Linked DNA regions of Homo sapiens: region 1 is linked to region 2. A link is a loop called in an ENCODE intact Hi-C map of the cell type or tissue named here. Cell type or tissue: Calu3. All regions are shown on one strand. Region 1 has its middle 540 kb from the start of CNKSR2. Region 2 has its middle 260 kb from the start of RPS6KA3.

Region 1 (5,000 bases), 300 kb after region 2:
TTGTTTTTGATTTTTTGAGACAGGATCTTGCTCTGTCACCCAGGCTGGAGTGCAGTGGCATGATCATGGTTCACTGCAGCCTTGACCTCCTGGGCTCAAATGATCCTTCCACCTCAGCCTCCCAAGTAGCTGAGACTACAGGCATGCACCACTACACCTGGCTATTTTTCTTTTTTTTTTTTTCATAGAGACAGGGTCTCACTTTGTTACCCAGGCTGGTCTCCAACGCTTGAGCCCAAGTGATCTTCCCGCCTCAGCCTACTAAAGTGCTGAGATTACAGGAGTGAGCCACTGTACCTGAGACCAAACCCACTTCTACATCAGACACCCTCAATAGTTCTATTACAACATGAGCTAAATTGGCATTCTAATTTATGCCAATTACCTTAGACAAGGGTTTATATTTTGGATACTGCTTTGTTGTAGGGGACTGTCCTGTGCATTGTACAGTCTTTAACAGCATCCCTGACCTCGACCTACTGGATGGCAGTAGCATTTCCATTATATATTGATAATCGAAAATGTATTCAAATGTTCCTGGGGGAGAATCAGGTGATTTCTCAGCTAAGTTTTTATATTTTTAAAGGTGAAAGCTTTGACTTGCTCAATTTAACCTGCAATATGTGATCATTTTCTGTTACTAAGACTACAGGAGCTATGCTATGCTTAGAGCAAATTGTTCATCTGCACTAAAGGCCACCTACTTACACAGATTTACTGTATATTATTTATGTTATTAAGTGCTACTTATACATTATCTCATTTAGTTCTCTGTTTCACATAAGAACAAATTGAGGCAATAAACACAATTTCCTGGGAAGTTTTAATCCAGATTCCAGATAATGCAAATGTTCTAGGCCTTTAAAACCTATACACTGTTTCTACATTCTTTGTTATGCTCACTTTATAATCTTGACGAACTTATTAAACTTCCATGTGCCTTAATTTTGCCAATAGTGTTAATTATTATTACTATTACCTGTATGAACTATAGTTTGATATTTTTTTTTTTTTTGAGACAGAGTTTCACTCTTGTCACTCAGTCTGGAGTGCAATGGCGTGATCTCGGCTCACTGCAAGCTCTGCCTCCCGGGTTCGCGCCATTCTCCTGCCTAAGCCTCCCGAGTAGCTGGGACTACAGGCGCCCTGCACCATGCCTGGCTAATTTTTTTGTATTTTTAGTAGAGACGGGGTTTCACCATGTTGGCCAGGATGGTCTCAATCTCTTGACCTCGTGATCTGCCCGCCTCGGCCTCCCAAAGTGCTGGGATTACAGGCGTGAGCCACCATGCCTGGCAGAGAAAAAAATATTTTTTGGCTTAGAACTCTACCTGAAATCCCCTTCAGAAGAACTTGGGTTTCCATGTAGTTTGTTGACCTGCTGTTTTATAATACTGGAGTTGTCCCTTTTGTTTTCTTCTCCTTGAGGCTTTGGACATACTGGACACATAGACACTCAATAAAGCCTTGCCAACTGACTGCATAAAAAAACACAAATTGCTTATCTATAGAAATTCAAGGTATTTTTTCCCAAGGATACTAACAATCCCTGTTATACCAGCATTTGATGATTCACTGCAAATATTTGTGTGTTTTGACATATTCTAGTAGTTTACTCATCTAAATCGAAGGGTTCTTATCAGCATTTCTTTTCAAAGTTTTATGCTATGAGCAGTAACTCTTCCTTACTTAGACTTTGATATATATTACCTTTAAAATATGAGACAATTTGCAGACAAGGGGGAAAGAGGGATAACGCAATCATCAACTCAGTTATGTGGGATTAGCCTTATAAAATTGTACTACATCTTGAATGCTTCTGTCACCACTTCCTCAGACTGCTGTGTGTGGTCTGTTGCCTCAGAATGATTAATCACCTTCTGAAGGCAAATGAGACATCACCATGTCACTAGCATGGTGAATGGCTGGTCACAGGAAGGCAAACAATGGTCAGCAGTATTGGTTACTATTTAATAATTGACGAATGGGATTATTTTATTTTCTCTGAAAGATGAATGAGAGGTTACTTCAAGATAATGGCAGGAAGGGTAAACATCAAGAAGAAAGGGATGGAAATTCAGGACTGACTTAGGCAGGAAATGAGTTTAGCTGCAGTGACATCGTTTTGACAGTGCCTGCACAGTATGTGCCTGGCGCAGAGCCTGGAGAGAAAAAAAAACATTTTGACTACATTTCTTTGAAGGAAAATGAGGAGCATTAGATTGTATTCACAAAGGCAGATCTACAATCTGTCTTCTCAGAGGGACTAATATGTGTATGCTTTCAGTTTGGACTGCATCTGGGTCTCAGCTGCCTGGTTCTATATTGATTATTAAGTGTTATTTTTTGTCTAAATTAAGCTACTTTTTAGAACCACATTGTTAAATCAGTATTTCAAGATTGGAGCAATATTCATTAAGAAGAGCTATGAGCTTTTTGTCCTCAAATAAATTAATGTTGTCCCTTAACACCTCCAAGAATAAATCATGTGAAGCTAATTAAGATAGTGTTCACTCTTCTTGCACAGACAATTGGAAGCCTTTAGGGTCAAGAAAATGAATATTATTCTCTCTTAAAATGACTGTTATAGAAAAGAGCTACACCATATCTTATTTCCAGTAGTTCTTCCTTGAATGGGTACAGTTATAAACAGGAAATATGAACCCAGGCACCCATCTGATAAAGAATGACCAACCTTTCTGGTAAGAAGATGTTCACAGACATATATTCATGTTAAAAGTAGTTGTTTGGCCAGGTGCAGTGGCTTACACCTGTACTCCCAGCACTTTGGGAGGCTGAGGCAGGTGTATCACTTGAGCCCAGGAATTCGAGACCAGCCTGGGCATCTATACAAAAAATACAAAAAATTAGCTGGGCATGGTGACACGCACCTGTAATCCCAGCTACTTGGGAGGCTGAGGTGGGAGGATCACCTGAGCCCATGAGGTCAAGGCTGCAGTGAACCATGATCGTACTACTGCACTTCAGCCTGGGGGACAGAGTGAGACCTTATCTCTAAAATGAAAATAAATAAAATAATAAAAGCAGTTGTTTATTAAGACACCTTTTCCAATCCCCATAAATCAAAGTTTAAAATCCTTGCAAAAAACACCATATGCTGATCTCCTCAAGCAACCTAAGGAGCCAGCTCTTGAAAAATAAAGCCAACATTGGTTAAGCCAAGAAGCATTGCTGTTAAATGCAAATGCCAAAAATTGATTTATAAGATAATCAAAAGCTGAAGATCACAGTATCATGGTCATGTGAAATTTTCTTATATGTAAAATGAGAAAATTGAAAAAGATAAATGTAGAACTCTGAATACATGGAATAAAAAGTTGTGTGCAATTGCCTCAGAATAATTTTTTCTTTCACTGAAATTGAAATATATTTTATGTATAGTTAACTTTTGATATTTCTGGACTATAAATATTTGCTATAGTATTTTATAGTTAATTGGTGTTTGTCCTTCCTATTTGATGGTTTTAATTAAGAAACTTTGGCTTTTTTTAGTAACTAATAGATGCATAATGTCTATATTGATTTAACTTTCAGTAAGAGATTTGGGAGTTAGTCTATATGACTGTAAGACAGAAATGCTTTAAGGTAAAATTCCAAAGCAGTGTTTTCCAATGCACTGAGATTCTCAAATCTAAGTTAGTGAAGATCACGAGATGTGTTGGATTAAAACAATGTGTCTGTATAAAGCAATGGAAAGAATATTGTTCAAGAAGATAAACACATTGACCAAGTGCTTTGGGATTATTATGAGAAGCAGGGATTTGTTAAGTGCATGTAGTGTGACTTTGGGTCTGCAGGTTTTAAGATTAGAAGATAATATTGACATACATTATCTCTTGCAGATTTCCATCCCCCCAGTGTTAGTATTTGGAAGAAATTTCCTACACGAAATGATAAATGATGAAGTTTGTAGTCAGTCTCTCTAGACTCTCATGTTCTTTTTCATGAGTTTTTTCTTCAACATACAGATGTATGCTGTTGGCCTTTCTTATCTAATCTATCCCTTCTTACCTTAGCCCTCCCCTCCCACCTCCATTCCAAAAAAAAAGACCTGAAAGAAAAGTATTTGTAATTCAAAAAGCAGGCTCACGTGAACATTACTCAGGTGCCCCCACTAGGTTGCCTGGACAATACGCTGATTGCAATCTGGGAGAATCTTTTCCCAGCAGGAGGGACAGTGCCCAAGCTAAGCTCACAATGGCACTGGTGGCTTCCTGTCCAACCTCTTCCTCCTCCCACCTTCAGACACACAAGGAGAACTGTAACTTCTCAAGGGCTCCACAGGCCCCAGGTACTGGAGTAGCTAGCATCCTAAATCCAGATTCCTGTTTCCAAACAGCCTATTTATTTCATTCAGTAACAAAGCCACAATTTCACACTTGCGTCATAAGAAGAGAGACCCAAGAGTAAAATATTGTTATCTTCGTTGGAGTCAAACCCCAGCCAGGTCCAGAAAACGTTCCCACAAAGGAAGATGGTCAAATTAGGGAACCACAACCATCTCTGGAGGCTGACTCTGGCCTTGTGATTTTTCTCTTTTCCCACCGATACTTATTCCTTAAACCAATACCGTGTGGCTTGTGAAGTTTGTTCTGACCCATTATATGGCAGATGGCAACCCTGAGCAGAACCACCTGGTTCAACAGCTTTCTTATTTATTCCTCATTCACCTATAATTATGGCACCACAATATTGTGTTTGAAGCCTCATTTCTACGTGTGGAAGGAAAGATTTTTTTTTTCATTTAAAAGATATTTTAGTACCAAGTAACATATGGGAGGGCAAGTATTTCAAACTTTTATTAGGAAAAACTTTATTGGTATTTTAAACTCAAACTACATAAGTGGTCATTCTCGTGTGAGGCTGTCTTGATTACTATAGTTTTATAATAAGTCTTCAATCAGAGAGTATGAGTTCTCCAAATATGTTTACTTAAAATGGTACACTGTATATGTATGTTAATGTAACAACCACCTAAA
Region 2 (5,000 bases):
ATGATTTAATTACTGGGTTTATTGTCTTCTTTGGGAGTTTCCGTATCTCATCTTCAAATATGTATTTGTTATCTTTCATTTGCAATGAAGGGATTCATTTCTTTCTCCCTTGTTTACTTTCAGGTCCTCAGCCTTTTCTTTCTCCACATGCTTCTTATGGCTGACAATCTCATATCAGTGACACCTCCCATTACAGTACTGTCAGCAAGGATTCCCAGTGGGGAAGGGGCTATGCATAGTTGGATTACCCCAACCCCAGATTCTGTTGAGCTGTTAGCTTTCTCTAATTAGTCCTCTCTATCATCAGAAATGAATTGACACTCACTTTTTCTCGCACAGTGGGACTTGCTTTCTCTAACACCCATAGGCATTCGTGGGCTCTTTCACTTTTCTCCCCCCTTCCTTTCTCCACCCCCTCTCTATCTCCCATTCTATCTCACCTCCCTCTTACACTCTCTCCCTCTTAACATTCTACTTATTTTCCTTCTACCGTGCAATGCTATATTAACCATATAACAACAAGAGAACATCCATATAATATAAATTTGATCTCAAAAGTGAGAAGAGTTTTCTTGCATATAAAATATGAGATATCTTGGGAGAAAAAAAGTTTCTACTTAAAATCAATGCTTCACCATTGCCCAAAGCTGAATGAGCATCAGTTGAATGCACAGCAGCGCCGAAGTGCAATGACCTACTTAGGATCACTCTAAATTACTTGGATGAAAAATGATTTCAATTCAAATCTTTTTTCTTATCACAATTTCTTTCCAGGTGGAAAGATGTTTTACTTGCCCACTCATTGCTCTAACCAAATCTCCATCTGAGATTTAGACTTCTTTAAATGCAGTTTGGAACATTAGCAAATAGGAGTCAGGTTATTAAAACTAAATTGAATTTCTCAGACGTCCTCTTTTCTTTCCACAGAGCAGTCAAGTGAGAAAGCTCATCCAAGGAGCAGGAAGGCTGATTTTTGGTTACCCTCCTGTGATCACGGCTGCTCTGTTCACCTTAGTCACTAAACACATGCTGCCTTGGTAGGAAAACAAATGAGCTAAAGCCATCCCCAGCACACTGCTGGCCATCATCAAGACTTGAAGGAATTTCAAAGAAGCAAAATATGTGTCTGTATTCCCCTGGGGCAACGTGAATCCCGCTAAGTATTTTGCTTTCTGGATACACAAATGTAGCAAGAGGTTCTATTCTATACCTGTGTGCTTGCTGGCTGGCACAAAATGTATGCACAACTACAGACGTCTGGATTTGTTTTCACGAGCAGCTGATGGAGGATTCTCCAAGCACGTGGGTAAAACTGTGGCCGTGTGATCTGCCTTCTTGGTCTCACAGCTGGCCTCACGGCTGCTTTATATAATGTGGTTTGTTTGCTGATGGGCTCGTGTTTGATTGGTTCCAGAGTGGGAACAGCAAAACCTGTGCATAGTCCCCGTGAGTGCTAGACTCAGCCAGCTGATTTGATTTTGTATTTCTTGTGCACCAAGAGGTCAAACTGAGCATCACCAAGGAAATAAACGTGGGTGCTTGTGCACAGCGAGGTTAGGAATGATCTGGATGAATAATGGAGGCAGTTGAGGTGGCCTGAATTAGAGATGTCTGTGGGTGGGGGGGAGAGTGAAAAAGGAGAAGCAGGGAAGGGAATGATGAGGGGAAATTCTTTCAGCCACTAGCAGCTAAGCATAGATCAGTGGAATGCATTCCTTATCAAATGTGAGCAGGAACCAGGGAATGGAATATTGCCGAGTGGAATGCCTAATAAAGTAACTGGCTTTCTCTTGCTGCCCTTTCCATCTAAATACTTAAGTAAAGATATTCAGCAGATTGCAGGGCTTTTACAAGGAGGCACAAAAGTAGAAAGAAAAGATTCATCAATGGGGGATTTGCCACTGAAGGCATAGCTTATTGTACTGTATTAAAGAAAAAAACTCCACCCCATTTGTTTTTAGTCAAAACACTTTAAAATTATCTCAATTTGCTTTGGAATTCATTTTGTCTGTCTTCCCAAATTGAGGGAACTGCACACCGCTTTTGACTATTTTAGTAAGAGTTTAACGTGAATAGCCCAAATCCTTACACCGCTGCCCCTTCGGAGTTGCTTTAACTTCTATAAATACACCCAGCAACAAGGTATTTTGAGAGCTCCCTAAGTAACAATGCTTTGAATTTCTCTTGTGCAAATCTCCACGAGAACTAAAGCAACTCTCAGTGGGTCCTCCATAACCGCCAACTTATGACTATAAAGTTGAACATTAATGAGTCCTCTGTAGCTCTTTCCCCCCCAATAAAATATTCTTTTTGGTATGATAATTTTGTTTACTTCTCCCGAGAGCCAGTCGTTACCAAAATTTACCATCAGAGGGCGCACATTCACAGAAAATGCAGCAGTTCCCTGCTCTGGCGGATTGCTTCCCCTCCTATTTGCAGGATGGAAGAAACAGGTTTTAGTCGGAGGTATTTTCAGTTCAAATTCAAGTTCTAGAACTTTGATTTATTATTAGCCTGTTCTCTTACTTGGGTGGAAGGGAAGAGAGAAAAACAGGTCTGTCTGCAACCATTGTGTTCTACCCCCATTCAGGGACAGCCTCAGAAACTGCAAGGTTTCAAAGATAATCAAAACAAGTCTGATCGCTAATGGATCTGAGGGCATAGGCTCCAGCCTCTCTAAAATGACAAATCGCTTCACGTTACCCAAGAAACCACAAAAGATTCACACCCACCCCCTCCTCCCCCGAGCCCTGTCCTTCTGCAAGTGATTTGCAATCCCAGACAAGTATTATATAACGATGAAACAGAAGCCTGGAGCTTTGGTTTGTTATTTCTTTCGGAGAAAAGACATTAAAAAACTGTTATTATATCACTATCCTAAATGCCTGTGAGAAAAACATTTCAGAGAATTGTTAGAAACGCGGGGCAGTGGAACTGAAATTTGCATTAGTGCTAAAGATTGTGAGCATCTGTAATTGCCCAAGGGGGCAGTTTGAATGAAAAGACACACACCGGTGGGGTGAATGGAAAAAGCTACAGACCTGAAGTGGGGGAAGCTGGGGGCCTAATCCTGGCTGACTGCTAACTAGCTGGCTGAGCATCCTTGAGTTAGTTACTTAACGTCTTTGGGCCTGAGTTCTGCAAGCTGGCAATTAGATGATGTCAGAATGCCTTCCATTCTACTAAGTTATCTTCTCAAGGACAAATGTAGATAATGTTATTAATTTGACTTCTGTGGAGAATACAGCAGCACCCAATAATAAATTAACCATTTTGCAGGTTATTTTAATACTGCATTTCAAACAGCTCTGAAGTACTTTATAAGTCATATTTATGAAAATAGCCCATTACTTAGCAATAATTTCTCTAGTGTTTTGATGGGAAGAGCTGCAGAGCAGTTCTCTCTGGGCAATGCTAGACAGACACTGTGGTATATGGTAAAACAGACGAACAAACAAACAAACAACAGACAGGTTTGGACCCTGGATCCATTTTAATTTGCTATGTGACCTCAGACAAGTTACTTAACCATCTGGGCTTTTGATTCTTAGACTGCAAGAATCTTTTAGGGTTATAGTGAGAAATAATGAGCTAATTAGATGGCTGGGCACATACCAAGCCATCATTATATGAGAACACTTCACTACTATTAATATTTATCGTTACCACTAAAACATCCAACCTATAAAACTGCTCAAAGAGTTATTTAACCCCAGATAACTATGCAATATTTAGCTCTCTTAGTCATATGTTTACTAACGTAGGAACTTCAGTGTTGCAAAATCTCGAATGAAGAAATTGAAGGAGGATTTTTCAGAGATATGATCCTTGGAAAATGACCTCATCTGGGTCTCCAAAAATTGGAATTTGGGGACTTTTAGATCATCTAGTCTCTGCAGCCTAAACGAACAATGGGAGAAATTTGTTATGGGCAGGGTACAGATTTCCATAGTGTAGTGTGGTGCTCGCAGGTGGAAAGTGCTGGTGTGCAAAGGTGGGAGGAGGAGTGGGGGCTCCACCGTTCTGGTGGTAGCAGCCCCACAGTCATTCCCATGTCTCCTTCAAAGTTTGTGTCGCCCAGCTGGACACAGAAAAGACAGAATTATTGGAAAAATATGGTGAAAGCCAATACCAATACCAGTTAAACTGAGTCTAGAGGATGGTGTGCGAAGCAACTTAATTGAACATGTGAGCCCAGGGGTGGGTGGTTCTCTCCTTTTTTAGTTCTCGGGCCATATGCATTTGTAGCAGATGCTCTTGGTGCCCTGCCTGCAGCCCCCAGAACTCACTTTACTTGCTGCAGGATGCTTTGTGGGAATGTCTGTGACTCTCTGTCTGAGGTTTTTTTTCTAACTGGGGAATATGGTCCGTCCATACTCAGCTGTCCCCAAAGCAGCTCTCAACCAATGACCGGCATGGGAGTGGGTGGAGAAATAGCTCAGTTTCCTCCCATCCTGGTTAGGTTAACTCTGGGTTATGTTCTATGCTATCTTCCGGAGTTCCTCAAAGGATGCTCACCCTTTACTGGCTGCCTTCCCTTCTTGGGACCACTTCCCTTTTCTAGTGCTGTGGACAGAGTGCTGCCACCATAAATCCTTGTTTCTGGGTCTGCTTCTGGGAGCACCTGACATAAGATACCAGGATTAGCTTCTATTTCAAAATTTACAAGTGATTTTCTGCATACAGAACATGAGTTATGGTGCCAAGCCAATCTAGGGCTGCAACTAGGCACTGCCATTTACCAGCTTGGCAACCTGGGGTCAAGTTCTTTAACCTCTCCAATTTTCAGTTGACTTATCTAAAATATGAAGAGTGTAATGATACCTAGTCATCAGATTGATGCGATAATTGAATGTGATTCTGCGTGTCAAGTCCCTGGCACAGCATCTGCCTCATAGTAAGTCTTAGCTTTCAAGTAAACATTGGCAACCACTGACTACTATTGTTCTTAATTGCCCTTCTAAATGTATGTAGGAGAGCTCTTATATTGGCCATATAAA

What was found. Peaks named below come from ENCODE experiments on the same cell type or tissue, not always from the same donor. Only the 100,000 strongest peaks of a DNase experiment are listed, where the experiment ranks them.
Region 1: a loop joins it to region 2, with 2.5 times the contacts of the local background. A loop is called at or near these places in 1 of 110 quality-filtered maps.

Annotation. Positions count from the first base shown.
Region 1 is chrX:20,828,271-20,833,270 of GRCh38, forward strand. No RefSeq gene overlaps it. Among named protein-coding and RNA genes, the nearest start is that of CNKSR2, 540 kb to the right of the region's middle. In Calu3, no CTCF peak of the experiment used is centred here; a DNase peak (open chromatin) is centred at 1,891.
Region 2 is chrX:20,528,133-20,533,132 of GRCh38, forward strand. No RefSeq gene overlaps it. Among named protein-coding and RNA genes, the nearest start is that of RPS6KA3, 260 kb to the left of the region's middle. In Calu3, a CTCF peak has its summit at 2,359 (motif pointing right); a DNase peak (open chromatin) is centred at 2,389.